Regions from separate parts of the Homo sapiens genome. Here all the other regions are linked to region 1. Evidence: read pairs that join two places in POLR2A ChIA-PET (ENCODE). Cell type or tissue: GM12878. All regions are shown on one strand. Each heading gives the region's core, and the rest is flanking DNA. Links, peaks and the distances in the headings are about the cores only.

Region 1 (10,945 bases), core at 3,194-8,193:
GTTTGAGAAAAATAATAATAGTATGAAATATATCAATGGAAATAGTTAAGTTTATAAGCCAAACAAACATGGAATTCAAAGCCCTGGCAAGGTCTGGTTACTCTGGCTAGGCTATGTATTTGCAGATACAGCCCTGGGAAGAAAGTCACTATTCAATCAATAACTCTAATAGGATTTTCTTTTTTTCTTCTTCTTTTTTTTTTCTTAAGATGGAGTCTCGCTCTGTCACCCAGGCTGGAGTGCAGTGGTGCGATCTCGGCTCACCACAACCTCCGCCTCCCAGGTTCAAGCCATTCTCCTGCCTCAGTCTCCCGAGTAGCTGGGATTACAGGTGCATGACACCATGCCCAGCTAATTTTTTGTATTTTGAGTAGAGATGGGGGTTTCATCATGTTGGCCAGGCTGGTCTTGAACTCCTGACCTTGTGATCCACCCACCTCAGCCACCCAAAGTGCTGGGATTACAGGCATGAGCCACGGCGTCTGGCCAGGATTTTATTTTCTTTAGTTAATCCTGTGGTATAGAAGCCCTAGATAATTAGAACAAAATAGCATAAAATAAAAATCCATAGCATATACCTGATAGTTTTATTTTATTTATTTATTTATTTTTTTCTGAGACAGGTTCTCACTCTGTCGCCCAGGCTGGAGTGCAGTGTGGCAATCTCAGCTCACTGCAACCTCCACATCCGGGGTTCAAGCGACTCTCCTGCCTCAGCTTCTCGAGTAGCTGGGATTACAGGTGCTTGCCACCACATCCAGCTAATTTGTTTTGTAATTTTTAGTAGAGATAGGGTTTTACCATGTTGGTCAGGCTGCTCTTGAACTCCTGACCTCAAATGATCTGCCTGCCTTAGCCTTCCAAAATGCTGAGATTACAAGTGTGAGCCACCACGCCCAGCCCTGATAGTTCTATTTTCTGAGTTATTAATGTAAAGATGTGCGGAAACCCTAATGGAAAAATCTATTCTGCAGCTAGTTTAATAAGGTGGCACTTGTTCCGTTTTGCATTGCTAAGCTTCTAAGAGTCTTGAGAGCTCTGATTATTCTTCAGTCACCCCCCAATAGCAGTGGGCAGCCAAGATTCTGTAAACCAAGTGAACTACTTTCTTTGGCTTTTATGAAAGTCTAAACTCATTTAAAGACCGGATATAGTGAAATGCAGTGGCTAGAACTTTAGGTTCTAGATGGTGAACACCCATACTCTATCATGCTCCAACTCCAAGGTGACTTACGTTCTCTTGTACTGCATCCCACGGCCTCCTACCTGGGATCACTCCACTGCCCCATGTGGTCACCCATCACTTCTCAGCCCATCCTTGTAAATCTCCACTCCTTGAGCCACATCCTTCATCACCTCCAATTTTCCTTATTCTCAGCAACCTCTTCTCTGTGGTTCTTCCTCTTTTTACTGATTTTCTGCATTTCATTAAGACCCTGGGCTTCTGATCATCTTTCAGGGCTTGTCAGAGGTGATTACACTCCCTGAAGAATAAATAGGTGTCTTAGCATTAACCACAAGCTTTCTGAGACTAAAAATAGCCAAGTTCCAACTTTAAACAAGGTGCAAGCAAAGATGGTGCAATAGATGCAACAGATAATTCCCCCCAAAGCAATGCATGCTAGTATCTCCCAACAGTGTTAGTTTGGCTTCTAAGTTTATAATTCTCAGTCTGGTCATTAATACAAACATTCTCTTATGCTAGTTAATAGTCTGTAAAGAAAGCATGGCTCCATAATTAAGTGGGAAGTCAAAAGTTCAGCAAGAGGATTTAGTGACTGGCTTCTAACGAATACATCATGGAAAGGGGAAGATTTACAGTGGATAAACCTGTACCACCCGGACCATGTAAACAGGGCTGATATCAACAGCAATAAGTCATGTGATATTATGTACCTCTGATATGATGCAACTACATCTGTGGTTTTCTTTCCCAAAGTCTATAATCCTGGTCTTTTGATATTTCAAAAGAAAACATTAGAAAAACCCAAATCAAGGGAAGTTCTACAAAATACCTAGCCAAGTACATCTAAAAATTTTCAAGGTCATGAAGAACAAGGAAAAATTGAGAAACTAGCACACATTGGAGGAGATGAAGGAAACATGAGAACCAAAAGTATCCTGGACTAGATCCTAGAACTAAGAAAGGACAATAGAGGAAAAGCTGGTAAAATCCTAATAAAGTCTAGTTTTAAAAATAGTAATGTAACTGTGTTAATTTTCAGTCTGGATAAATGTGTTGCAGTTATGTAAGATGTTAACCTTAGGTGGAGCTGGATAAAGGCTATATGGCAACTCTGTTATCTTTTGTGATTCTTCTGTAAGAATAAATTATTAAAAAAATTAATTCAGCAAGAGAAATGCAGAGATGAAATGGAAGGAGCTCAGGATCTATGAGCAGAAGGCGTGGGTCTCAGCTCCTGTGCTGCTGGTTACGGTGACTTTAGACAAGCTGCTTTGCCCTACTAAGCCTCCATTTCCTTATCAGTGAAATGAGCTCCATAACAGCGACCTCAAAAGTTGTGAGAGTAGAAGTTGTATTAATCATGGTTTAGTCAGGAAAACAGGTACTACACAAGGTATTTTAATAGGCAGAATTAAATACAAGGAACTGGTTAAATGGATATCAGAGAACTAAAACACGAAAAGGGGGCACGGAGCTGACAGAGAGAAACTGCAGGAAACGGTTTCCATCCCCATGGCTGAGGAAACAAAAGGGAGAGGTTGGGTTCTCAGATCCTGGAAGCCCGGAGAAGGGACCCTCCGAAGCTGGGACTCAGACTTCTGAGGTGAGGGTACTGCCCAGCTGGTTCTGGGTTTGTTGGGAGGAGAACACAAACAAAAACAACTGAAGGCTGAAACAAACTGCAGCTGGTGGGATGAAAAGGCATTGCTGGGATGGTGGTCATAGGAACAGCCAGGCGCAAGAAGCAGTGGGTCCTTCTCCTCCAGCCCTGTAGACCTTCCAGCACCTCCCACTGGCAGCACATGGCCAAGTGTAGCAAGCAATGGAGAGAGCCGCAGAGTCCCAGCCCCAGTGTTCACAGGGTGGTGTGGGGCCAGGAAATAACAGTGGAATTGTGGAGACAAATAACTTTGTAAAGGGTAGATGTGACCCACTGATACTTATTACCCTTACTTCTGTTAAGTGCTCAGGCTAACTGCTTGCTCTCTCTTTTTTTTTTTTTTTTGAAATAGATTCTCACTGTCAACCAGGCTGGAGTGCAGTGGCACAATTTCGCCTCACTGCGACTTCCACCTCCCGGGTTCAAGTAATTCCCTTGCCTCAGCCTCCTGAATAGCTAGGTCCACAGGCACGTGCCACCATACCCAGCTAATTTTTATATTTTTAGTAGAGACGGAGTTTCGCCATGTTGGCCAGGCTGGCCTCAAACCCCTGGCCCCAAGTGATCTGCCTGCCTCAGCTTCCCAAAGTGCTGGGATTACAGGTGTGAGCCACTGTGCTTGGCCATTCTCTCTTTTAAAAATAGTTTACACTGGGCACAGTGTCCAGGGAAATCGCTTGAGTCCAGGGAAGTCAAAGCTGCAGTGAGCCATGATCATGCCACTGCACTCCAGCCTGGGTGACAGAGTGAGACCCCATCTCAAAAAAAAAAAAAAAGAATTAAAAAAATAGTTTACGGCCGGGCGTGATGGCTCACGCCTGTAATCCCAGCACTTTGGGAGGCCGAGACGGGTGGATCACGAGGTCAGGAGATCGAGACCACGATGAAACCCCGTCTCTACTAAAAACACAAAAAATTAGCCGGGCATGGTGGCAGGCGCCCTGTAGTCCCAGCTACTCCAGAGGCTGAGACAGAAGAATGGCACGAACCCGGGAGGCGGAGCTTGCAGTGAGCCGAGATCGTGCCACTGCACTCCAGCCTGGGCGACAGGGCGAGACTCTGTCTCAAAAAAAAAAAAAAGTTTACACGGCTGAATGCAGTGGCTCACACCTGTAGTCCCGGCACTTTGGGAGGCCAGGAGTTCAAGACCAGCCTGGGCAACATAGTGGGACTGTTTCTACAAAAAGAAAAAAAAAAAAGTTACGATATGGATTAGCAGAGGACATAAACCTCTTGTGTTACCAGCATTTAAGTTTTTAATAAGTAGAAAATATGGCTAAGGACTACATTCTATTCTATAATTATACCAACATTTACCCTAAAGTTCAGTGCTGCCTTCTATAGATAAAGTGGGCTGGGTGTGGTGGCTTATGCCTATAATCCCAGTACTTTGGGAAGCTGAGGCAGGAGGATCGCTGGAGCCCAGGAGTTCAAGATCGGTTAGGGCAACATAGTGAGACACCGTCTCTACAAAAAAATAAAAAATTAGGGCTGGGCGCGGTGGCTCACACCTGTAATCCCAACACTTTGGGAGGCTGAGGCGGGAGGATCATGAGGTCAGGAGTTTAAGACCAGCCTGGCCAAAACCCTGTCTCTACTAAAAATACAAAAATTAGCTGGGCGTGGTGGCAGGCACCTGTAATCCCAGTTACTCAGGAGGCTGAGGCAGAGAATTGCTTGAACCCGGAGGTGGAGGTTGCAGTGAGCTGAGATCACGCCACTGCACTCCAGCCTGGGCGACAGAGCAAGACTCCGCCTCAAAAAAAAAAAAAAAAAAAAAACATTAGCCAGGTGTAGTGGTATGTGCCTGTAGTCCCAGCTCCTAGGAAGGCTGACGTGGGAGGACTGCTTGAGCCTGGGAGGTTGAAACTACAATGAGCTATAATTGCACCACTGCACTTCAGCCTGGGTGACAGAGGCAGACCCTGTCTAAAAAAATATTAAAATGTAAAGATAAAGTATATGTCTGATTAATTTCTGTAATAATCAGGGCTACTATTTTATTTGATTGGCCGGGAAAGACCATCTTAGAGAATGAAGTGTGCTGCTTAGGGACAAAATTTACGTGTAATCAACTGTTAAGCTATTTGACTCGTAAGTCTTTGACAATACAATACAGACTTTTATATAACAGTTTCAGTAACAGTTAAGGCCACTATGCATCTCTTTAAATGCTGAAAAAGTTAACCAGATTTTTCTTTGAAATGCAAAACCAGTAAGTATAGTTTCCCGTCAGATGGGGTGCACAATGACAACAGGAAACAGAGGTGAGAGTGTGCACACTTGGTTTCAATATGTTTCAAAGAAATTTCGAGGAAATTCCTACAACACAGATGCTTTAGTTCCACTACTGAATACCACAGCAGTTCTTTGTACTCTGGTTTGTTAAGAAACATGGCATCAAACAACGAAGCAAAAGTTCAAGCACTTAGTGGCACTTTTCGAGTCAGCAACATTTACATTATAAAGTTCCTTTCTCCAAGCTTTTACATGACTATTTTTATACTTCATTTTTCACTCCCTGCTCTGTATTATAGCTATGTATGTCCAAGTCTGATCTTCTCCATGAAATTATAAACTTGAGGGCAAAATCCATGTAGGAATCCTCTTCGTGTTACCCCTAGTGATTAGACCAGCACATACAGAAGGCAGAAATAGATGTCTGTAGAATGAATACACGAACAACAAGATCTTCGGAAGAGTACAGCATATGCCCATGGTGACTCTTTAGATTTTGAATATTTGCCCCGCAGACTAAATGGCAGACTGGTACAATTAATGCTCACAAAATAACTGAAAAACACAGACCACCATGTGTTTTTAAATTAAGGGTTTGTGGAGTAATACTGAGTAAGCTTGACTAGCAGCTGAAACCCTCTGGTTCTGCCAGTGAGTTGTATGAAAGACTGGAAAATGAAGATGAAATGATTTAATAAAACAAGTATGATATCAACAGCCAGAAGACACAGGTTCTTGTTTCAGCTCTCCCACTTTCTTTCCTTTTTTTTTTTTTTTTTTGAGACAGCATCCGCTCTCTTGCACAGGGTGACTGCGATGGCCATCACTGCAGTCTCAACCTCTCAGGCTCAAGTGATTCTCCCACTTCAGCCACGTGAGTAACAGCCGCGCGCCACCACACCTAGCTAATTTTTGACTTTTTGTAGAGACGGGACCTCGCTGTTTCCCAGGCTGGTCTCAAACTCCAGAGCTCAAGTGATCCTCCCGCCTCGGCCTCCCAACATGCTGGGATTACAGGCGTGGGCCAGAGCACTCAGCCTTCTCTCACTTCATACACAAGACTTTGGGCAAATAACTTAACATCTCTGAGCATCAATGTCCTTATCTGTAAAATGAGATTTATAGCTTCTGTCTATCTCATAGGGTCATTAAGATCAAATAAAAATGTTTTGAAAACCATACAGTGCTATAAAAATATATGTTATCATTAGTGATCCTTAGTGATTAGCATTAGTGATAACATCTTCATTAAAGAACTTGTAATGCTATTTTGAATGCTTGGAAAAAATAATGCACAAATGAAATACAAGCAATTAGGTAAGTATCTCTTATCTACAAATCCCAAAGCACTTGAAGTAAATACAGTTAGGATATATCTCACTTGGTCGTGACCCAGAAGAATTATTGTAGATCTGCCCTATATTCTACTGGAATTTAACATCTTGGAAACAGCTACCCCCACCACCCCCCACCCACGGACACATACAAGTTTCTACCATAGTGACTGAAAGGCTCTCTGAGATTCTCGGTTTAGGATCACTAGGGAAATGGAAGACACTGTCTAAGGTAACGTGAGAGTTAAGCACGTTCTCCTTTTGTCTGTTGTGACCCTGACTGTCTAACAAACAAACGTGACTTCTGAAGCCTGATCCGAAACAATCAGGAGCTGAGCGAGAAAACAAAACAGAGGTCTGAGGCACAGCTCCTGGGCAGGCTCTCCCGCATCCTGCAGTGAGGCTGCCGCACCCATAGTTTCAGATCTGAGATTAGCGCCTGGCCGAGGGCTGCTGATGCAGGAGCAATGCTGCCCTGCTACCCCTCCCACCTCCACATCCACAGACAGCCCTGGGGGACACGGCTACCACTTCTCTGGGGTACACGTCCACAAACGGGACTCCCTGGACTACATGGGAACCAGGCCACAGAGAAGGCAATCACATTTCTATTAATCACCTCTTTCCAAGGCACATTCTGTTTTTTTGTTGGTTTGTTTATCAAGGTATAATTTATATACAGTAAAATTCAGCCTTTTTGGTGTACAGTTCTGTGAATTTTGACAAACACACACAACAGTGTAACCACCATTACAAACAAAATAAAGAACATTTCCATTACCCCCACATTCCCTTGTGCCCTCTCTAGTCAACTCCTCCATGCACCCCAGTCCCTGGCAACCATTGATCTATTTCTTATCTCTATCGTTTTGCTCTTTCCAGAATGACACAACACTCTTTACAATGCTTAAGTAAAATAGCCAAAGGCCTCATTCAGTTCGCATAGAACACCACGCACTCAGCCACCATAGGAGACTTTCAAATACATCAGAAATAGTGAAGCCAGTCTGATGGTGGGAAGGGCGGTAAATTCACTAGAGCCTGAGATGACTCTGCAGGCTCTGCTGAAAGACCCCCGAAAGCAGGACGCTTCTTAGTGGGCTGTGAAGTGGATAGTTTAAACCCAAAGACAAATAACTCATTTAAAATAGTCTCTATAGAAATGGCCTATGTCCTCTTCCATGATTGTATAATATACAGTACCAGACACGATTAGGTTTCCTTCCAGTTTAGATAACTCTGCTTTCTTCTGAATTGCTACTAAAACAATAGTAAAGAGATTTAAAAAGAGAGAGAGAAAAATATAAAACCACAAGAGCAGGCCGGGCACGGTGGCTCACACCTGTAATCCCAGCACTTTGGGAGGCCAAGGTGGGCAGATCACGAGGTCAGGAGATCGAGACCATCCTGGCTAACATGGTGAAACCCCGTCTCTACTAAAAATACAAAAAATTAGCCAGGCGTGGTGGCGGGCGCCTGTAGTCCCAGCTACTCAGGAGGCTGAGGCAGCAGAATGGCGTGAACCCGGGAGGTGGAGTTTACAGTGAGCCGAGATAGCACCACTGCACTCCAGCCTGGGTGACAGAGCGAGACTCTGTCTCAAAAAAACAAAACAAAACACAAGAGCAGAGGGAATGGGAGAGGATATTATAATAAAAACTTGGAAGCTGAAACACACACTGACAAGTGGAAAGCGATTCAGGAGAACAGAAAGGGCCGAAATCCCAAATGGCAGAAACATATTCATGTCACAGAACTCCAGACAGGCTTAGGAAATGGAGGTGTAGGTCCTCCTACAAGCGGGGTAGAGCAAGGCTGGAAACAGGAGACTGGGGTTGGTGTGAAAAGCATTTAGACCCCTAGATCTTTTTCCAGACACCACGTAACCAGGAGATCACCTGTCTCTCCAACTTCATTGGTTATCGGGAAAATGAAAATAAATTCTACAAACCTACCACAATGGCTAAGATTAAAAAGATGGAAAATACTAGGTGCTGGACATTCTAAACACTGCTAGTGGGAAAAAAAAATTGGTAGAATCACTTTGAAAAGCGGTTAGCGGTATCTACTACAGCATATTCTATGACTCAGCAATTCTCCTAGCTATAGCCTTAACAGGTATGCATACATATACACAACAAAATACATGTAATAATAGAACGTTCATAGCAGCACTATGTGTAATAGCCAAAATGCCCCAAAAAAGCTCAATGCCTGCAAACAATAGAGTGGATAAATTATGGTGTATTCACACAATGAAATACTATGCAGCAATGGAAATGAACCGTACACAGCACAGGAATAGTTTGTTCCTTCTCGTTGCTGTACGCCATTGAGGTAGGATGTAGGACTTGACTCAAGAAGTGAGACTCAACTCCAGAGGTGGGGCTCGCACATCAGACTAAATTGAGCACAAGCTAAAACAGGGACTGGGCAGAAGCAGCTTTCCATAAGATAGCCCATACCTCCCATACCTGTCAGTGTGTGCCATGTCAGTTTACTATTGCCACGGCAACACCTGGAAGTTACCACCCTCTTTCATGGCAATGACCCAATGACCCGGAAGGTACTATCCTTCTTGAAATTTCTTTATAATTTGTCCCTTAATTTGCACATAATTAAAAGTGGGTATAAATATGATTACAAACCTGCTCTGAGCCGCTACTCTCAACACACTGCCTTTGGGTAGCCCTGCTCTGCAGGAGCAGTCACAGAGCTGTAACACTGCCGCCTCAATAAAGCTGTTTTCTTCCACCACTGGCTCTTAAATTCTTTCCTGAGCAAAGCCAAGGACCCTCCTGGGCTAAGCTACCATGAGATAAATAAATGTCACAAAGATGCTGAGTGAAAGGAGCCAGACATTAAAGAGCAAATTGAACACAGTTCCACTTATATAAAGTTCAAACCAGGACAGAAGTTAGGATTGCGGTTACCTTAGGCTAGAGGTAACAACAGGAAAGGAGCAGAAGGGGAGCTTCTGGGGGTGCTGGCCATGTGCTACTTCTTCATCTGAATGCTGGCCACAGCGGAGGGCTCACTTTGTGAAAATCAACTGTGCATGGATGACTTGTCATCTTTCTGTGTGTATGTTATACATCAATAAATATTTTTAAAGAGGACAAGTCAGCCCTAGGTAAATGGATCTAGAATGATCTCCAATATGATACACCATTAAATTAAAAAGCAAGGGCCGAAGTATGTACGGGAGTGTAGTCATGTGCTGGCGTCCCAACCTTCCCCAACTCCCTCCCCAGGTCTCTGTACCCCTGCTGTGGAGAGTTTTGGCTACAAACAGCCATAGCTACCCCTTCTCCAAGAACTGGGAACCAGAGCCACCTGATCCAAGAGTCTTCCTGATTCCCTATCTCACTCCAGGACAGCCACCAACAGCCAGTGACTGATTGACAGGGCTGTACAAAAAGCTGGCCCCTTTACCTTGAGATGAAGCAACTCTGTGGTACAAGCTGTACTCCAAAGCTTTCCCGTGGGACCAGGCCAAAATGGGTCTTGGCCAAGACCGCACTCATGTTTGGTTTTGCTCCACTGCCCCATCTGTCTTCCTCATCTCTAGAGAGCATTCCCTCAATAAACAGCTTTCACAAAGATCTCCATCTCAGGCTTTGCTCCCAGAGAACCCAACCTAAACCGGTTGATATCAGATGTTGTCTATGGATGGAATTTGGGGGTGGATCACCCACAGCCAGATGGCAATGAGGACCCATCACTGAGGTGGGTGGAAAGTGGATGGTCCCCAGCATGCTGCAGACATTCCCCTGTGGTGAAGGGGAATAGGAGACACGGGGCTGTATAATATCCAGGCGATTTTGATGTCTTGGTACAGGAGGTACAGGAGAAACAGTTACAGTAAGGACTGTGAAACTGGGTGACTGCTATTAAGAGGACTGTTTCATTGAAAAGAGAAAATGAGTTTCAGGTATAGCAATCAAAAATGTAAAGCCAACTATGAGCCTGGATGTGGTGGCTCATGCCTGTAATCCCAGAAATTTGGAAGGCTGAGGCGGGAAGATCACTTGAGGCCAGGTGTTTGAGACCACCCTGGGCAACACAGCAAGACCCCATCTTTATAAGAAAAACTAAAAATAAAGAAATAAAGCCAGCTATGATAGTCAGTAAGCTTCCTTTGGCAATTTTTACTTATTTATTAATTTATTTGAGATAGGGTCTCAATATGGTACCCAGGCTTGGAGTGCAGTGGTGTGAACATAGTTCACTGCAGCCTCAAACTTCTGTCTCAAGCCATCTTCCCACCTCAGCCTCCCGAGTGCTGGGATTACAGATGTGCCACCATGCCAGGCTGCTTTGGCAGCATTTAAAGACAATCATTTCCTGCAGGCACAAGACCTAATTTTAAGAGTGGCAGAATCAAAAAGGATGAACTCTCAGCCTATACTAGTCTACTGTGCCAGATTCAGGCCCTGGTAGGGAAGGAGTGAACTCTAAGACTTGAGATGGGAACGTCTGTGTATATTTATTTGAGGAACATGAACCCCAGATTCCCTAGGCTTG
Region 2 (5,000 bases), core at 1-5,000, 200 kb before region 1:
TGCCTTGGCCTCCTGAGTAGCTGGGATTACAGGCGCCTGCCACTGTGCCTGGCTAAGTTTTGTATTTTTAGTAGAGACAGGGTTTCACCATCTTGGCCAGGCTGGTCTTGAGCTCCTGACCTCATGATCCACCTGCCTCAGCTTCCCAAAGTGCTGGGATTACAAGCGTGAGCCACCGCGCCCGGCCTGTCTTGATTATCTAAGTCATACACGCTCGTCATTCACGGAGGGAACTCGAATCAAAGATGAGGAGGTGGGAGGAGAGCATCCTGGCTGACTGTGCTCTGTCCACCCTGACCTCTGGCCTGGGCAGAGGGGGCACCCTGTGGCTGCTTTAAACCTCCCTGTGAAAACCAAGTGTGGTGGCTCATGCCTGTAATCTCAGCAATTTGGGATGCCAAGGAAGGAGGACTGCTTGAGATCAGGAGTTTAAGACCAACCTGGGCAACATAGTGAGACCCCATCTTTACAAAAATTAAAAAGTTATCCAGGTGTGGTGGCACAGGCTTGTAGTCCCAGTTACTTGAGACGCTGAGGTGGCAGGATTGCTTGAGTCCAGGAGTTCAAGGTTACAGTGAGCCAAGATTGCTCTACTGCACTCCAGCCTGGATGACAGAGTGAGACCCTGTTTCAAAAAAAAAAAAAAGGAAAAAAAAGTCCAGGTGTGGTTGCTCACACCTGTAATCCCAGCACTTTGAGAGGCTAGGGAGGGAGGATCGCTTGAGCCCAGGAGTTCAAGACCAGCCTGGGAAATGTAGCAAGAGCCTGTCTCTACAAAATAATAAATAAGTAGAAATAAAACCATAAACCTTCCTGTGCCAGGCCCAAAGCTCTATGGGGACACAAAGGTTGATCAGATGTGAATCCTGCCCTGTGGCCAGACTGACAGTACTGAGGACAGGTGAGAGGTCACCCTTCTCAAATGTTTGCCTAAGAGCTAGCTAAGAAGACCAACAGGTGAAGACATGCTGGTGTGTGATAAAACCCATGGACCTGACACCCGCTGGCGCCATCCAAAGGCCCGAGGGCCCCCTGTTCTGGAACTAAGGTGTGGGGCACAGCCTTTCCCAGGCCTACTCCAGAGGCCCTCGGAGCATGCCCAGGCTGAAGGGCACTGGACCACAGCAAACAGCAAGCAGCTGCCCACAAGCCCTTGCCATGCATCCTCTGCCTTCTGCTTTTCTCTCACTGCACCCCTGCACTTTGCCCTCAGAAACCTTCCTTGTGTGGCTGGGCTCAGGAGCTCACTAATCTAGCATGTTCGGAGGCTGAGGTGGGAGGATCACTTGAACCCAGGAGTTTGAGACCAACCTGGGCAACGCAGAGAGACGCCATCTCTACAAAAATGAAAATATTAGTGGGGTGTGGTGGCTTGTGCTTGTAGTCCCAGCTACTTGGGAGGCTGAGGCAGGAGGATGGCTTGAGGCAGGAGTTCGATGCTGCAGTGAGCTATGATCATGCCACTGCACTCCAACCTGGGTGACAAAATGAGACCCTGTTTCTAAAGAAAAAGAAAAGAGGCTGGGCACAGTGGCTCATGCCTGTAATCTCAGAACTTTTGGGAGGCTGAGGCTGGTGGATTACTTGAGTCCAGGAGTTCAAGACCAGCCTGGACGGCCGGGTGTGGTGGCTCACGCCTGTAATCCCAGCACTTTGGGAGGCCGAGGTGGGTGGATCACTTGAGGTCAGGAGTTCGAGACCGGCCTGACCAACATGGTGAAACCCTGTCTCTACAAAAAATACGAAATTAGCTGAGCGTGGTGGCACATGCCTGTAATCCCAGCTATTCAGGAGGCCAAGGCAGGAGAATCGCTTGAAACTGGGAGGCGGAGGTTGCAGTGAGCTGAGATCACACCATTGCACTCCAGCCTGGGTGACAAGAGCAAAACTCCATCTCAAAAAAAAATAATAATAATAACCAGCCTGGGTAACATGGTGAAACCCCGTCTCTACAAAAAATGCAAAAATTAGCAGGGTGCGTTGTTGCACACATGCCTGTAGTCCCAGCTACTGGGGAGGCTGAGGTGGGAGGATCACTTGAGCCAGGGAGGCAGAGATTGCAGTGAGCTGAGACTGTACCACTGTACTGCAGCCTGGGTGACAGAGTGAGACCCTGTCAAAAAAAAAAAAAAAAAGAGAGAGAGAAAGAAAGAAAAAGAAAGAAAAGAAAAGAAAGAGAAAAGAGAAGAGAAAGGGAGGGAGGGAAACCTTCCTGTGTGTCCCCTGTGCACCTCCCTCTTCGAGCATCCTTACAGCTCTGGGACTTGCCCAAACCTTTCTCCCCAAACCACACACCCACAGAGTCTGGAGCAGGGCCGGAGTTTCCCCGGCTCCTCGGGTGTGTCAGCATCACACATCCCTCCCTGTCTCCCTGCTGCCAACCAGTTCCACCACTGTGCACCTCTGCCCCAATTCCACCTCCCACGCCTGCTGCTGCACCTTGGACTTGTTTTCCTGAAATTGCATGCCATCCACTCTCCCTTCTACTTCTGCTGCGTCCCTCTTGCCCTATCAGGACCTGTGGACTCAGGACTCCCGGGCTTTCTCCCCCATCTCTCTTCCCCGTTGGGCCTCACTACCATTTCAGCCACTTTCCTGGCAGCTTCACTCCTGCCCCAAGACCCCAGCCTCCACCCTCCTGGTTCTGCCAACTGTTGAGTGCAGAAAGATCACAGAACTCCAAGGATTTGGAGCTCAATGATTTCAGGGGCTCACTGGCATTCCCCTGCTCTGCCTAGAAATCCTTCCTGTGTCCTGGCCACACCCCCCTCCCCGGCGCCACCACAGCTAGTCCAGAAATTCCCCTGCCTCACAAGAACCCACTTCCTCTCCTCCCCTGTCCCTCCCGGCTTATTGCTTTATGAGCCAGCTAGAATCGAGGCCACAGGCAGCCGTTCTTCCTCCTACCATCAGACACTGAAACGGCCACCGACCATCAGACACTGAAACGGCCACCGTTAGCTCCTTCCTCTAGTCTAAGAGGAAGCGGGGTCCCTCCTACCTAAGGGGTTACCACAGTTCTTCCCTGTCCACATATAAGGTGTTCAAGCCTCCTCTATATGGAAATAATAGTCTCAATGACAAGAAGTCATCTTCTACACTAGAGTCTGACCTACCTGCCCATGACCTTCCCTCCCTTTGCAGACAAACCTCCTAAAAGAACATCTGTGCTCCGTATAACCCCTTCCTCTTCCCAGGCCTCACCCCACTGCATTCTGACTGCTTTTTATAACCCAGGCCCTTCTTCTTTGCTCCAGGTTCTTAATCTTTTTTTTTTTTTCCTGAGATGGAGTCTCGCTCTGTCACCCAGGCTGGGAGTGCAGTGGCACGATCTCTGCTTACTGCAACCTCTGCTTCCTGGGTTCAAGCGATTCTGCCTCAGCCTCCCTAGTAGCTGGGATTACAGGTGCCCGCCACCACACCCAGCTAATTTTTGTCTTTTTAGTAGAGACAGGGTTTCACCATGTTGGCCAGGCTGGTCTTCAGCTCCTGACCTCAGGTGATCCGCCTGCGTCAGCCTCCCAGAGTGCTGGGATTACAGATGTGAGCCACTGCGCCTGGCCTTTTTCCTTTTTTTTTCCTTTTTTTTTTTTTTTTGAGACAGAGTCTCATTCTGTTTCCCAGGCTGGAGTGCAGTGGCGCAATCTTGGCTCACTGCGACATCCACCTCCCCGGTTCAAGTGATTCTCGTGCCTCAGCCTCCCAAGTAGTCGGGCCTGGGTAACTTTTGTATTTTTAGTAGAGACAGGGTTTTCGCTTGTTGGCCAGGCTGGTCTTGAGCTCCTGGCCTCAAGTGATCTGCTTGTCTTGCCCTCCCAAAGTGTTGGGATTACAGTGTTGGGAGCCACCGCGCCACGCCCCGATTCCTCTCTGACCTGTGTCAGCACTGGGGCTAACAGAAGCTGAGACACACAGGCAACCTCATGTTTCAAATGAGTTCATTGCCTAAGGGTAGCCTGTATAGACAGCTAGGCAGGATGACACCCTGAATTCTGCCCTCAGGCTGTGCTATAAATGACCTAGACTAGAGGAAAGGGCAGGCAGAGCCTTTATCTCAAACAGCGTCAAAAGAAAACAATGTAATAGCCTAGAACATTGAATCTATTTATTTACTTATTTTGAGACAGAGTCTCACTCTGTTGCCCAGGCTGGAGTGCAGTGGCTTGATCTCGGCTCACTGCAACGTCTGCCTCCCAGGTTCAAGCGATTCTCCTGCCTCAGCCTCCCGAGTAGCTGGGTTTACAGGTGCCAGCTACCACACCTGGCTAATTTTTGTATTTTTAGTAGAGACGGGGTTTTGCCGTGTTGGCCAAGCTGGTCATGAACTCCTGACCTCAGGTGATCCACCCATCTCGGAAATCTATTTATTAAAGTGCTCAGAGAGCAGAAAGAGCATGAGTGCAAAAAATTTTTTTAACTTTTTTTTTTCTCTTGCAAGCTATGACTGGGGAAAAAAGAAAGAAAAAAAAAATGTCAGCAATGCACAGTGGCTCACGCCTATAATCCATGCATGTTGGGAGGCCGAGGCGGGCAGATCACTTGACCCCAGGAGTTTGAAACCAGCCTGGGCAACATGGCGAGACCCCATCTCTACAAGAAATACAAAAATTAGCTGGGTGTGGTGGTGCGTCCCTGTAGTCCCAGCTCCTCAGGAAGCTGAGATGATCACCTGAGCCTGGGAGGTGGAGGCTACATTGAGCCATGATTGAGCCACTGCATTCCAGCCCAAGTGACAGAGCAACACCCTGTCTCAAAAAAAAAATTTTTTTTTTTAGGTGGAGTCTTGCTCTGTTGCCCAGGCTGGAGTGCAGTGGCGTGATCTTGGCTCACTGCAACCTCCACCTCCTGGGTTCAAGCAATTCTCCTGCCTCAGCCTTCCAAGTAGCTGGGATTACAGGCATGCACCACTACACGCGGCTAATTTTTGTATTTTTAGTAGAGATGGGGTTTCATCATGTTGGCCAGGCTGGTCTTGAACTCCTGACCTCAAGTGTTCCACA
Region 3 (10,945 bases), core at 3,168-8,167, 300 kb after region 1:
TTTGAGATGTAGTCTCACTCTGCAGCCCAGGCTGGAGTGCAGTGGCATGATCTTGGCTCACTGCAACCTCTGCCTCCCAGGTTCGAGCGATTCTCCTGCCTCAGCCTCCCAAGTAGCTGGGACTACAGGCGCGCACCACCACGCCCAGCTAAATTTTTTGTATTTTTAGTAGAGATGGGGTTTTGCCATGTTGGCCAGGCCAGTCTCGAACTCCTGACCTCAGGTGATCCACTCACCTCGGCCTCCCAAAATGCTGGGATTACAGGCGTGAGCCACCGCGCCCGTCCCTTCCCTGCCCTTATTCCTCCCTCTCGCTCCCTGAATTGACTTTCTTCATTCACTGTCCACCGCTGTTCAGACAGAGAGCGTGGGCCCCGCAGGAGGTATCTGGACGTGGGCACAGCAGCCAGCGCCCTGGGTCCAGCCACCCGGCCGCCCAGCTTCCTACCTTCGAGTCTGAGTTTGCCCGCGGCTTCCTGGGTCTTGCTGTGAAGGGCTTTAGAGCATGTTCTTGTCTTCTCCTTGCTCTGTACAGATGCTCCGGTGTCAAGCCTCAGTCTGTGGAAGGGTGGCTGGACAGACAGGTGGCTGGAAGGACAGATAGACAGCTCCAGGCCACACGGTGCAGCTTCCTGGGTACTCACAGCTGGAAGAAAGGAGGGCCGGCTCCAGGGGGCATGCCCACCACTGAGTGCTTTAACCTTCCTCACCTCAGTCTCCCCATCTGTAAAATGGGGCCAATTCCACCTGCCTCACTGGTAAGGGATTAAAGGTGCTAATCAGGCATCTCCGAGTGCCAAGCAGCGAGGGGCACTGGCCTCAGGGTGTTCACAGCCAATCACCTAACAACAGTCCTCTGGTCTGGGAACCTGATTGGAGCAGAACATTAGAGTCAAGATGGCCCCTGTTATTTTTCTCAATATTACTTGAACAGAACAGAAACATTTAACTTTCGGCCAGGGGCAGTAGCTCACACCTGTAATCCCAGCATTTTGGGAGGCTGAGGCAGGTGGATCACCTGAGGTCAGGAGTTCGAGATCGGCCTGGCCAACATGGTAAAAACCCATCTCTACTAAAAATACAAAAGTTAGCTGGGTATGGTGGTGCACACCTTTAGTCCCAGCTACTCGGGAGGTTGAGGCAGGAGAATTGCTTGAACCTGGGAGGCGGAGGTTGCAGTGAGCCGAGATTGTGCCATTACACTCCAGCCTGGGCGACAGAGGGAGACTCTGCCTCAAAAAACAAACAAAACCACATATTTTTGGGCAGGGTGCAGGCGCTCACACCTGTAATCCCAGCACTTTGGGAGGCCAAGGTGGGGGAATCATGAGGTCAAGAGTTCGAGACCAGCCTGGCCAACATGGTGAAACCCTGTCTCTACTAAGAATACAAAAATTAGCCGGGGCTGGGTGCAGTGGCTCACGCCTGTAATCCCAGCACTTTGGGAGGCTGAGGAGGGTGGATCACGAGGTCAGGAGTTCGAGACCAGTCTGGCCAACATAGTGAAACCCCATCTCTACTAAAAATACAAAAAAGTAGCCGGGTGTGGTGGCGGGCGCCTGTAATCCCAGCTACTCAGGAGGCTGAGGCAGGAGAATCACTTAAACATGGGAGGCGGAGGTTGCAGTGAGCCAAGATCGCGCCATTGTACTCCAGCCCAGATGACAGTGTGAGACTCTGTCTCACAACCAAAACCAAAACCAAAAACAACAAAATAATTAGCTGGGTGTGGTGGGCCTGTAATCCCAGCTACTCGGGAGGCTGAGGCAGGAGAGTTACTTGAACCCGGGAGATGGAGGTTGCAGTGAGCCGAGATCGCGCCACTGCACTCCAGCCTGGGTGACAGAGCAAGACTCCGTCTCGAAACAAAACAAAACAAAACAAAAGAACCCCACATATTTAACATTCAAAGTCCAGGAATTACTAACTGCCTTCTGATACTTAAGGCAAAGTTCAAATGATCTGGAAGTGTTTTGTTGCTTTGATTGGTAATTTATTGAACTTAAAAGTCACACAACATAAAATCAACCATTTTAAAGCACGAAACCCAGGGGCATTCCTGTTTTTTTTTTTTTTTTGAGATGGAGTCTCGCTCTGTAGCCCAGGCTGGAGTGCAGTGGCATGATCTCAGCTCCCTTCAAGCACCGCCTCCCGGGTTCACGCCATTCTCCTGCCTCAGCCTCCGGAGGAGCTGGGACTACAGACGCCCGCCACCACACCCGGCTAATTTTTTATACTTTTAGTAGAGACGGGGTTTCACCATGTTAGCCAGGATGGTCTCGATCCCCTGACCTCGTGATCCGCCTGCCTCGGCCTCCCAAAGTGCTGGGATTACAGGCGTGAGCCACCGCGCCCAGCCGCCTGTTTGTTTTTAAGAAGTCCTGCCCAGGCCATCCTTTGAGGGGAACCCCAAGATGCCGGAAGCCCTCCCGGGGCCGGGCAGGATTTAAGTCCTTAACTGTGCGGGGCCTTGTTTGGCCCTTTACACACATTACCCTTCAAAACACCTTCCAGGGTGACATTAGCGTCTCTTCCATTCTGTAGATGGTGAATGGAGGCTCAGAGGGGTTTGGTAACTTGCCCAAGCTCACATAGCCAGGAAAGGGTGTAGCTAGGACGCCCGATGTCTGGCTCCAGGGCCTGGAGGCTCCTAGGGGACGGGCTCCTCTTGCCCTAAGACTGGGGCTAGAAGACCCCCTCTCAGGGAGCCAGAGAGGGAACTTGGTCCAGCATTCCAGCGCTTTCCAAACCAAGCTCCTCAGAGGCCTGGGGGTCCCCAGCGGTGCCCAAGGGGCTGCTATGGGGCAAACCAGAGGCTGGGGAGTAGCCCACGCTCCCCATTGATTCCACTGAGCAATGTTCCTTGACCCCCTGCATATTTGGGACATTTGGGGAGCAGAATGCTGGGTGCAGAGGAGAAATCTTGAGGCGGAGCTAGGATGTCTCCCGCTTCTTTAAGGCTAGTCCAGCAGCGCTGGCTTCGCCTCCTTCCATCCCGAAGTGCTGGGGAGTCCTGACCCCACCCCCCAGGGCAGACTGCCCGGCTGAGTATGACGAGGTCCTCAGAGATCAACCCACTGGGCTGGGTTGGTGCCAAGGAGCCCTGGCAGCCACACCGGGACCCCACTCGGTTGAAGCTGTGGCTAGGTCCCCTCATCCTAAGCCTGCTCTGGGGACAGCTCCAGGACAACAGCCTCACCTGGGACCTCTGCAAGAAAAGTTCATAGCTTGGCCTCCTTTGGGACCAGGGTACACCAAGAGGGCATGGGGAGGGCACTGCCCTGGGGAACTGGCACTGGGGGATGGGAGGCAAGCAGTGGAAGCAGCTGGGTGCAAGGGTGGGGCCTCCAGACTCCAGCTCAGTTAAGGTCGCCAAGCAGGTAGGATCTTTCTGGAACCCAGATCTGATCACACCTCCCTGGAGGTCCCTTCAGGCCTGCCCTCCCTGCCACACCCTCACCAGACAAAACACTTCCCTGTGCCATCCCCAAGCTCTCACCTCCTCTCATCTGAAGCGCTGCGCCTGGCACACCAGGCTCCACCTTGCCTGCCTGGCCAAGCCCTACTAGGAAAGTAAAATGTCACCTCCAGAGAGAATCAACCACTTTATTGCCTGCTCTCTCCAGCATCTCGCGGATTTACCTACATGTAGGAGTCCCCTACCCAACCCCGGGCAGCCCAGGATCCTGCACCCAGTGAGCCCTCATCAATGGCTAACTGAATGGGAAGCTAGTGAGAGGGTGGGGCTGGCGGTGGTCAGCCTATGTCAGCCCTGGACAGAAGGGGTCTCCCTCATCCTGCAGCTGGTCCAGGAAGCAGCCCTCTTTGGAGGGCTCCACTGAGAGCTCCTGCCCTGCTGGCTCCGTACCCACAGCAGGGCCAGGATGGAGGACGCTGCATGCTGTGCCAGAACGAGTGTCTAGTGGACCTCCCCACTAGACTCCCCACTAGACTCCCCACCTAGCTCCCTAGCCCACCACAGGCACCGCTTTTGGTTCTAGGGTTCTGCCCAGCCAGCCTCCCTGTCCCAAGGCCAGGCCATCCCAGCTGAGACCCCTGCCCAGGATCCGCTGCATGGCTGGCATCTGTGCCAACCTCCTGATGAGAGAGGCTCCCAAAACCCAACACTGAGGGAGAGGAGAGCCTGGTCAGCCCCAGGGCAATCAGTTGGGGGGGGGTCCCGAAGAGAGGTGGCCTGACACCAGACAGCAGAGACAGGGCCAGGGCGGGTGGGCATGTCTTCCTGGGCAGGAGCCTGGCATCGGGAGTGCCATCTGAACCGCAGAGCACAAGAGGCCTGGGCAGCGGCCTGAGAGCAGCTCCACCCTCTGGCCTCAGTTCCCTTCTCTGAGGGAATGGGACAAGGTCACGGCCCAGCTTTGACACCCATGAAGCCTAAACATGGAGTATGGAAGCATGACTTTGCACCAGCCACTTTCCACCATTGAGATCAACTGCCTCCAACTCGTGCAGAAGTTGGGGTGGGGGTGCAAAGGCCCAGCCCCTTCCTTGGGGCTCAGCGGGGAAAGGAGTGGGGACTGTCAGACCCACTCTGGCCTTCCTCATGGCTCAAGTCCAGATGGCAGGAACCAGACAGAAAAAAGCGCTGGAGAGCTGGAGCTACCCCACCCAGCACTTATCTCCGAGCCCTAGAGATGCTTGCTCACTGCAGGGGAAATGGTGACATCCTGGGACCAGGCTTCCTCCTGGCCCGCAGTCACATCCGCCGCTCTCTCTCTAAGACCCCCAGGCCCGCCTCCGCACCCAGCCCACAGGCGGAACACTGCCACCTGCCCAGCCAGATCCTGGCCTCACTGTGGCCAACCCCAGAGAAGGGCCTTCAGCCCCAGCCCAGCTGGGAGATGCCAAAGAGACCTGGGGAGAGGGACTGGGGCTTAGGGTGGGACAGACTCTATTTCCTCCTCCTTTAGGGTGGGGCGGGGGAAATCCTGAAAAAAAGTGAAGTGCAGAGTTCAGATCACCCCCAGGTCCCATGGGTTGAGGCCTCTGTACCCTCCCCTGCCCAGGCTCAGGGCCTCCCCCACTGCAGATAGCTTTGGAGACAGCATAACCCAGCTGGCAGCAGCGGACCTCAGACACATCCAACGAAACACAGACTCAGACACCATTTACCACTGCTGCCCAGAGAATCTGGTTTCCCCACAAAGGGTGAGGCCAGGCACTCCCAACCAAGCCTGTTCCGCACAGCTGGGTAAGCAAGGCCACCCCCAGGGAGGTCCCCAACAGCTCTACCAGCCAGTCCAGGCAGGGTACAAGGGTCCCCCCGCCATGCGGACTGTACAAGCCACACTCCTCCACGCGGGCCCAGCCCACTGCCCCTCCCAACTCCCCCAGGTGCAGTTCCCTCTCTCCACCTGGTGCCACCAATCTCCCTGCACTCCCCACCCCCACACAAGTGGGTTTCTAGAAGCTCTGAGTCTTGCTAATGAAGGGTGCAGTCCCCACAAGCCCTGGGCTCTATGGGCTTTATGGGGCAGGGCAGGGAGAGCGTGACAGGTGCAGCCCAGAGGGAAACAGGCAGAGGCTTGATGCAAGGGCTGAGCCTGCGTGTGGCCAGAAATGGGGACACAGGGGTGGGACGGGACAGGCCCTTGGATAAGAAGTAAGCAGCCCCCTCCCCTCCAGACAGGAAAGAGGGAGACCATTATTATCCACTGGATATGACCAGGAAGTTTAGGGGGCTCAAGCCATCTGAAGACAGGATGTGGGGAAACCACCCCCTGGGCGGGAAGCTGCTTCCAGCCTGGCTCCGGAGCCGCGGGTGGGCGAGGCGTCACCTGGTGTCCCTGGGAGTGGGCAGTCAGGACAGAAGGAGGGCGGTGGGAGGCTTGGGGCCACGTCTTCGCGGCTGAATCACAGGATGCTAGGGTGAGGGCTGGGGACAAGGAAACTGCTTCTCTCCCCAGCTCCCTTGCCACAGAAACTGAAACTCATTTTCCCTGCCTGTGGCCCTGCTGGGAACCAGGGCATTTTTAGAAAGCTGCAAAGAGGAAGCTGAGCCTCACCCACTGTGCAATCCCCAGCAAAACCCGTGGTACTGCTGACCCCGGGGTTTCTCCAGCCCCAGAGGCCCGGAAGGACAGCTCATGGCACAGCTGTTCTTACACCTCCCCATGCATCCCCAAGCTGGGCCTCACGTAGCCAGTGACGCTGCCCTGGCAAGAGGTAGAAGGGGCAAGAGTAAAGGGCAGGAAAGTGGCAAGAAGGCTGGCTGGGGGCCTGGGGGCAGAATTTGGGGAGAGTCATGAGAGGCAAAACAGAAGGGCAGGGTTGGCATGAGCTGCGGCGTGAGCTCCACCGGCAGAGTTAGCAGAGGGGAGAGGGGGCTGGGGACTCTGAGGGTGGGACACCCAGCTGTCTGTCTCCAGGAGCCAAACAGGAGCCACTCTCCCTCCCTCTCAGCACCACCTCCCCAGAGGCCGGAGCTGGTGGCAAGTGGGCGCAGACACGATCTCAACCCACTCCGCCGGTACACGCTTCAGCCCACAGCTGCTGATGGAGAGAAACAAAACGGCCTGTGGGTTCACACAGCTCCCCAGACATCCCACGAACAGCGGGTCCTGGCCCAGAGAGCTGTTTCTTTCTCCTCCTCGCCCCTCCAGGGCTTGCCTCGAACTCAGTTCAGAAGATCAAGAACCCCCAGGGGCAGCTTCAGGGGACTGACCATCCCCTGACTTCTCTGGGCTTTTTCCTATCCGGCCCCAGGCTCTGGGCTCCCCTTAACCCGGTTAGAGTGGCTGGGGCGTCATAAGCCAACCACAGACACGGGAAGCGGGTGCTGTGCTCCAGGGAGCCGCCAAGATCAGGGGTGTGAGGTGTGAACCTGTGTGTGTGTGTTGCGGGGGGCTGGGGGGTGACATGTCATGTTCTTAGGGTGGTGCAGCCCCTGACGCCCCCTCTGCACCAACCATCTGGGCTTTCTCAGGACCAGTTGCCAGCAGGGATGGCAGAGATACAAATGCCCCCTCCTCGGCTGGGGTTCCTGGTCCAGGAAGCAGGCTGAGCTGGGGGTGCTGGAGTCCTGCATCCCCGAAGCCCAATGTGCAGCAGCTGCTGGCAAGACACAGGGGTGGGCACCAAAGGAGGTGGCAGTGCAGCCAGGCCTCGAGCTGGACACAGCGCTGGGCCCCACCCACCACAGTGCCCTCCCCTGGAAATTTCTGGATTTCAAAAGCTGCTGGTGGAGGCTGGGCACAGTGGCTCACACCTGTAATCCCAGCACTTTGGGAGGCTGAGGTGGGCAGATCACCTGAGGTCAGGAGTTCTAGACTAGCCTGGCCAACATGGTGAAACCCCATCTCTACTAAAAATACAAAAATTAGCCAGGCATGGTGGCGGGTGCCTGTAATCCCAGCTACTGAGGAGGCTGAGGCAGAAGAATCGCTTGAACCTGGGAGGCGGAGGTTGAAGTGAGCCGAGATCACGCCACTGCACTCCAGCCTGGGCGACAGAGCAAGACTCCATCTCAAAAAACACACAGACAAAATAAAACAAAGCTGCTGATGGAGGCAGGCAAGTGGCAGCAGCTGGGCGGGGATGCAGGTGCCTTCCACATCCCAGGGAAGAGGCAGCAGCTCCCGAGCCTGGGGCTGGACTGCAGGCTTTGGGGCAATGAAGGGAAGGGGGCACGCACAGCAGCCGGGCCCCAGTTCTCCTGCTCCCTCAGCATCGTTGTGAAGGGGAGGAGTCAGAAGTGGCCCCTGGGGGCCAAAAGGCCCTGTCCATTTGGGGTCAGACACCAGGACACTGGAGGGTTTCCGGGGTGGGGTGTGCACCACACAGTGCCACAGCAACACAGGCTCGGTGGGAACTGCCCTTTGCTGCAAACGTTCATGAAAGTCTGCCTCTCTGCATCCCGGCAGCCGGGTTTTCACGGGTCCTTGGAAGCAGTGGTGGTCCAGCACAAGCCCAGCGGTTGGGGCAGGATGAGATGCAGCCTGGGGTCTGTGTGAGAGGTCCGTTTCACTCCTGCTGGAGGCTCCTTGACACTAAGGTGTGACCAGGCCATTTCCGTTTGTGACTGTCCCATGTACACAGACAGGGCACTGTCCTGTGCTTACAAAGTAGGAGCCCACCCGGTTTCCACCTGCCTCCAGACAGTGAAAATCTGTCCCGATGGCAGAAGACAGGGTCACAGGCCCATCTCTAACCACTGTGCGATCTTGGGCAAGCCACTTAACATCTCTGAGCCTCAGTTTGTGTATGCATAAGATGCTAGTATCCTCCCAGGGTCTAAGATCTATGTGACTTTGTCACCATGAACGAGGGCTCACCCCAGGAACAGCTCAGCTGAGGTACAAGGTCTCACCTATTGTACAGAGAGGTAAGCACCTTGCCCAGTGCCACCCAGCCAGAAATAGGCCTGGACTGGCTGGGTGTGAGCATGCAGAGCCCAGGGAGCCGACGGCATCCCTGGGCCCTCACCTCGACACACTCAGAGCGCTTCTGGAGGCCCAGTTCTGCCTCCGGCTGCATGGAGCCCCTCAGCAGGGAGGGAAAATGCCAGGCAGACACTTCTGAGCTTGTAAACGGTCATTAAGGAACTAATAAACCTGATTTCCCAGAACGTTGCCCTGGGGCTCCCTGCTTCCCAGGGAAGAGGCTGGCCCTAGCCCCAGTGACTGCCAGGGTTTCAGGACACGGGGACACCAGGTTGCTTGTCCCAAGCAGGCCTGCAAAGCCACGTGCTTATGGCCCACACCTTGCTTCGGGGCAGCGTGGAGCTCTCTTGCTGAGGAATGAGGAGGAATAAGGGGCCAGAGATGGGACTCAAACCTGCCTGGGCCACCTACCTGCTGGGAGACTTTGGGCAAGTGGGTGCTGCAGAGCCTGCCTCCTCTGCTGTGAGATGGGTTGATGCCCCACCACGGAGGGAGCCAGGGAAGATGACAGCAGATATGAATGTACAGTGCCTGGCACACACCCAACGCCCAGTTGGAAGTTTCTTTTATTCCTGGCTGAGCTCTGCCACCATCGCTCACTTAGTCTCTATCTGAGCCACGAGCCCCACAGGGGACAGATCTCTATTCGACAGGTGGGGAAACTGAGGCTCAGAGAGATGAAGTCACCTGTCCAAGGTCCCACAGTTAGGGAGGTGGTGGGGCTACAACCCCAGCCAGGGTCCCGCGCTCTTAACCTCCACACTCTGCAGCCTCTTGCCACCCTGGAACTGGTGAGGGGCAGGAGAAAAAGAACGGGTGAGGACTCTGAGTGTTTGGGGTGCTGGAGTGAGTCCTGCATGCAAAGGCCTTTGATTCATGAAGAAGGGACAGCACCTAACTGCCTGGGCAGCACTGCTCAGCTTGCAAAGGACTTTTACAGACATGATCTCATTTAGTTGAGGCTAAGGGTGAGAGGCGGCTGTCATCATCCTCACGGGCTGGCAAGGTCAAAAGGGGCTTAGGCCAGGGTTCAAAGTCCTGTTCCCACTCCAAACCCCACAGCAGATCCTCAACCCTCCTCTTCCAGATCTCTTTTTTTTTTCTTTTATTTTTTGAGACGGAGTCTCGCTCTGCTGCCCAGGCTGGAGTGCAGTAGGGTGATCTCGGCTCACTGTAAGCTCTGCCTTCTGGGTTCAAGCGATTCTCCTGCCTCAGCCTCCTGAGTAGCTGGGACTACAGGTGCATGCCACCACACCTGGCTAATTTTTTTGTATTTTTAGTAGAGACGGGGTTTCACCGTATTAGCCAGGATGGTCCCGATCTCCTGACCTTGTGACTGCCTGCTTCAGCCTCCCAAAGTGCTGGGATTACAGGCGTGAGCCACCGCGCCTGGCCCCAGATCTTCTTATGACTAAATGGAGCTGACAACCTGGGGAGACCCACTGGGAGAGGGAAAAGGGTTTCTTGCCAGAGACCGGGGCAGGAAGCCATCCCTGCACCACCTGCTGGCACAGGGTTGGCGGCCACACGGGGGAGGCAGAGGAGAAAACCAAGACTTGAGGCAGCTTTACCCTGCTCCCAGCCCCAGGAACCTACGCCAGGGAAAGCACAGCTGAGGGGCACCAACTCCATGAGCTGCCCCCCACCCCACTGTCAGTGACACACACACACTGGCAGGCCAGGAAAACCCCTGGGCAGAGGTCAGCAGTTCATGCCCAGATGGAAACCCACCCTCACTTCCCTTGGCCAGCAAGGCACTGAGGTCCCCCTACCCCAGACACAGCCACTCCTACAGAATAACAATAACAACAGTGCCACTGCTCCATATGCGTGTTCCCATCTAGTCCTTGACAGCCCACGAGGCAGGGCCTCGGCCATCTCCCAAGTCTGTGCCATGGACCGGCAGCCACGCCCCTACCTGAAGCCACCCTAACACCATTATCACGATGGCTCCCCGCACTGCTCCTGCCATGGCCGGGCACTGCACTGCAGGCTGCACACCTTTACCACGGGAGTCCTCACCTCACACAACCCTCCAGGTAGATTACTGTTAGTGAGCCCACTGTGCAGCTGGGGAAACTGAGGCACAGACTAATTAAGTGAACTCATCCTACTGAGCACACACATGGACGACTGTGCCCAGCAGCCCCTGGACCTTGGCCCAGCTCCTGAAGTTTGGAATCCTCCTCCATCCTTTTCTGCTGGTCACAAGGTTCCCCTCACACTCCAAACAGTGTCTCTGGCCCACCTCCTGCACTGCCCACTTGGCTGAAACCACTTTCCTGCAGGAGCCGGGCACTGGGGCTGGAACTGCCTTCCAGTAGCTTTTGGACCACAAACAACTCCCAGCTGGGCGCCCGGATACATTTGCTGAAGGAGGGGCCGTGGACACGGTGGCGCTTTGTACTTCCCGGAAGATGTGTTTTTCCTTACACCCATCCTAGGTCTCCTGGGAGGCAAAACGACGTTCCGGGCAGGCTTGGTTTCCCTGTGAAGCCGCCCGTGCCCTGAGAGCTGTCCCTGCCTAGCCACCACCACCGCCG

Evidence for each region. Peaks named below come from ENCODE experiments on the same cell type or tissue, not always from the same donor. Only the 100,000 strongest peaks of a DNase experiment are listed, where the experiment ranks them.
Region 2: POLR2A ChIA-PET joins it to region 1 with 7 read pairs; 6 of 35 experiments call an interaction of 5 or more read pairs at or near these places.
Region 3: POLR2A ChIA-PET joins it to region 1 with 7 read pairs; 2 of 35 experiments call an interaction of 5 or more read pairs at or near these places.

The regions. Positions count from the first base shown.
Region 1 is chr17:76,186,996-76,197,940 of GRCh38, forward strand. The region is part of intron 2 of RNF157 (ring finger protein 157); the gene reads right to left. Among named protein-coding and RNA genes, the nearest start is that of RNF157, 48 kb to the right of the region's middle. RefSeq lists an enhancer at 3,777-4,276. In GM12878, for the core only: no CTCF peak of the experiment used is centred there; DNase peaks (open chromatin) are centred at 4,766 and 5,106; H3K4me3 peaks cover 688 bases; H3K27ac peaks cover 2,011 bases.
Region 2 is chr17:75,994,589-75,999,588 of GRCh38, forward strand. The region is part of intron 3 of TEN1 (TEN1 subunit of CST complex); the gene reads left to right. The region is part of intron 3 of TEN1-CDK3 (TEN1-CDK3 readthrough (NMD candidate)); the gene reads left to right. LOC124904061 (a long non-coding RNA gene) reads right to left here. Exons shown (of 2, transcript XR_007065911.1): 2 at 4,084-5,000. Among named protein-coding and RNA genes, the nearest start is that of CDK3, 3.8 kb to the right of the region's middle. RefSeq lists enhancers at 2,709-2,788, 2,959-3,008. In GM12878, for the core only: no CTCF peak of the experiment used is centred there; a DNase peak (open chromatin) is centred at 2,869; H3K4me3 peaks cover 666 bases; H3K27ac peaks cover 1,265 bases.
Region 3 is chr17:76,487,264-76,498,208 of GRCh38, forward strand. RHBDF2 (rhomboid 5 homolog 2) reads right to left here. Exons shown (of 19, transcript NM_001005498.4): 2 at 449-646. Among named protein-coding and RNA genes, the nearest start is that of RHBDF2, 8.7 kb to the right of the region's middle. RefSeq lists an enhancer at 4,494-5,359. In GM12878, for the core only: no CTCF peak of the experiment used is centred there; DNase peaks (open chromatin) are centred at 5,268 and 6,018; H3K4me3 peaks cover 2,374 bases; H3K27ac peaks cover 3,297 bases.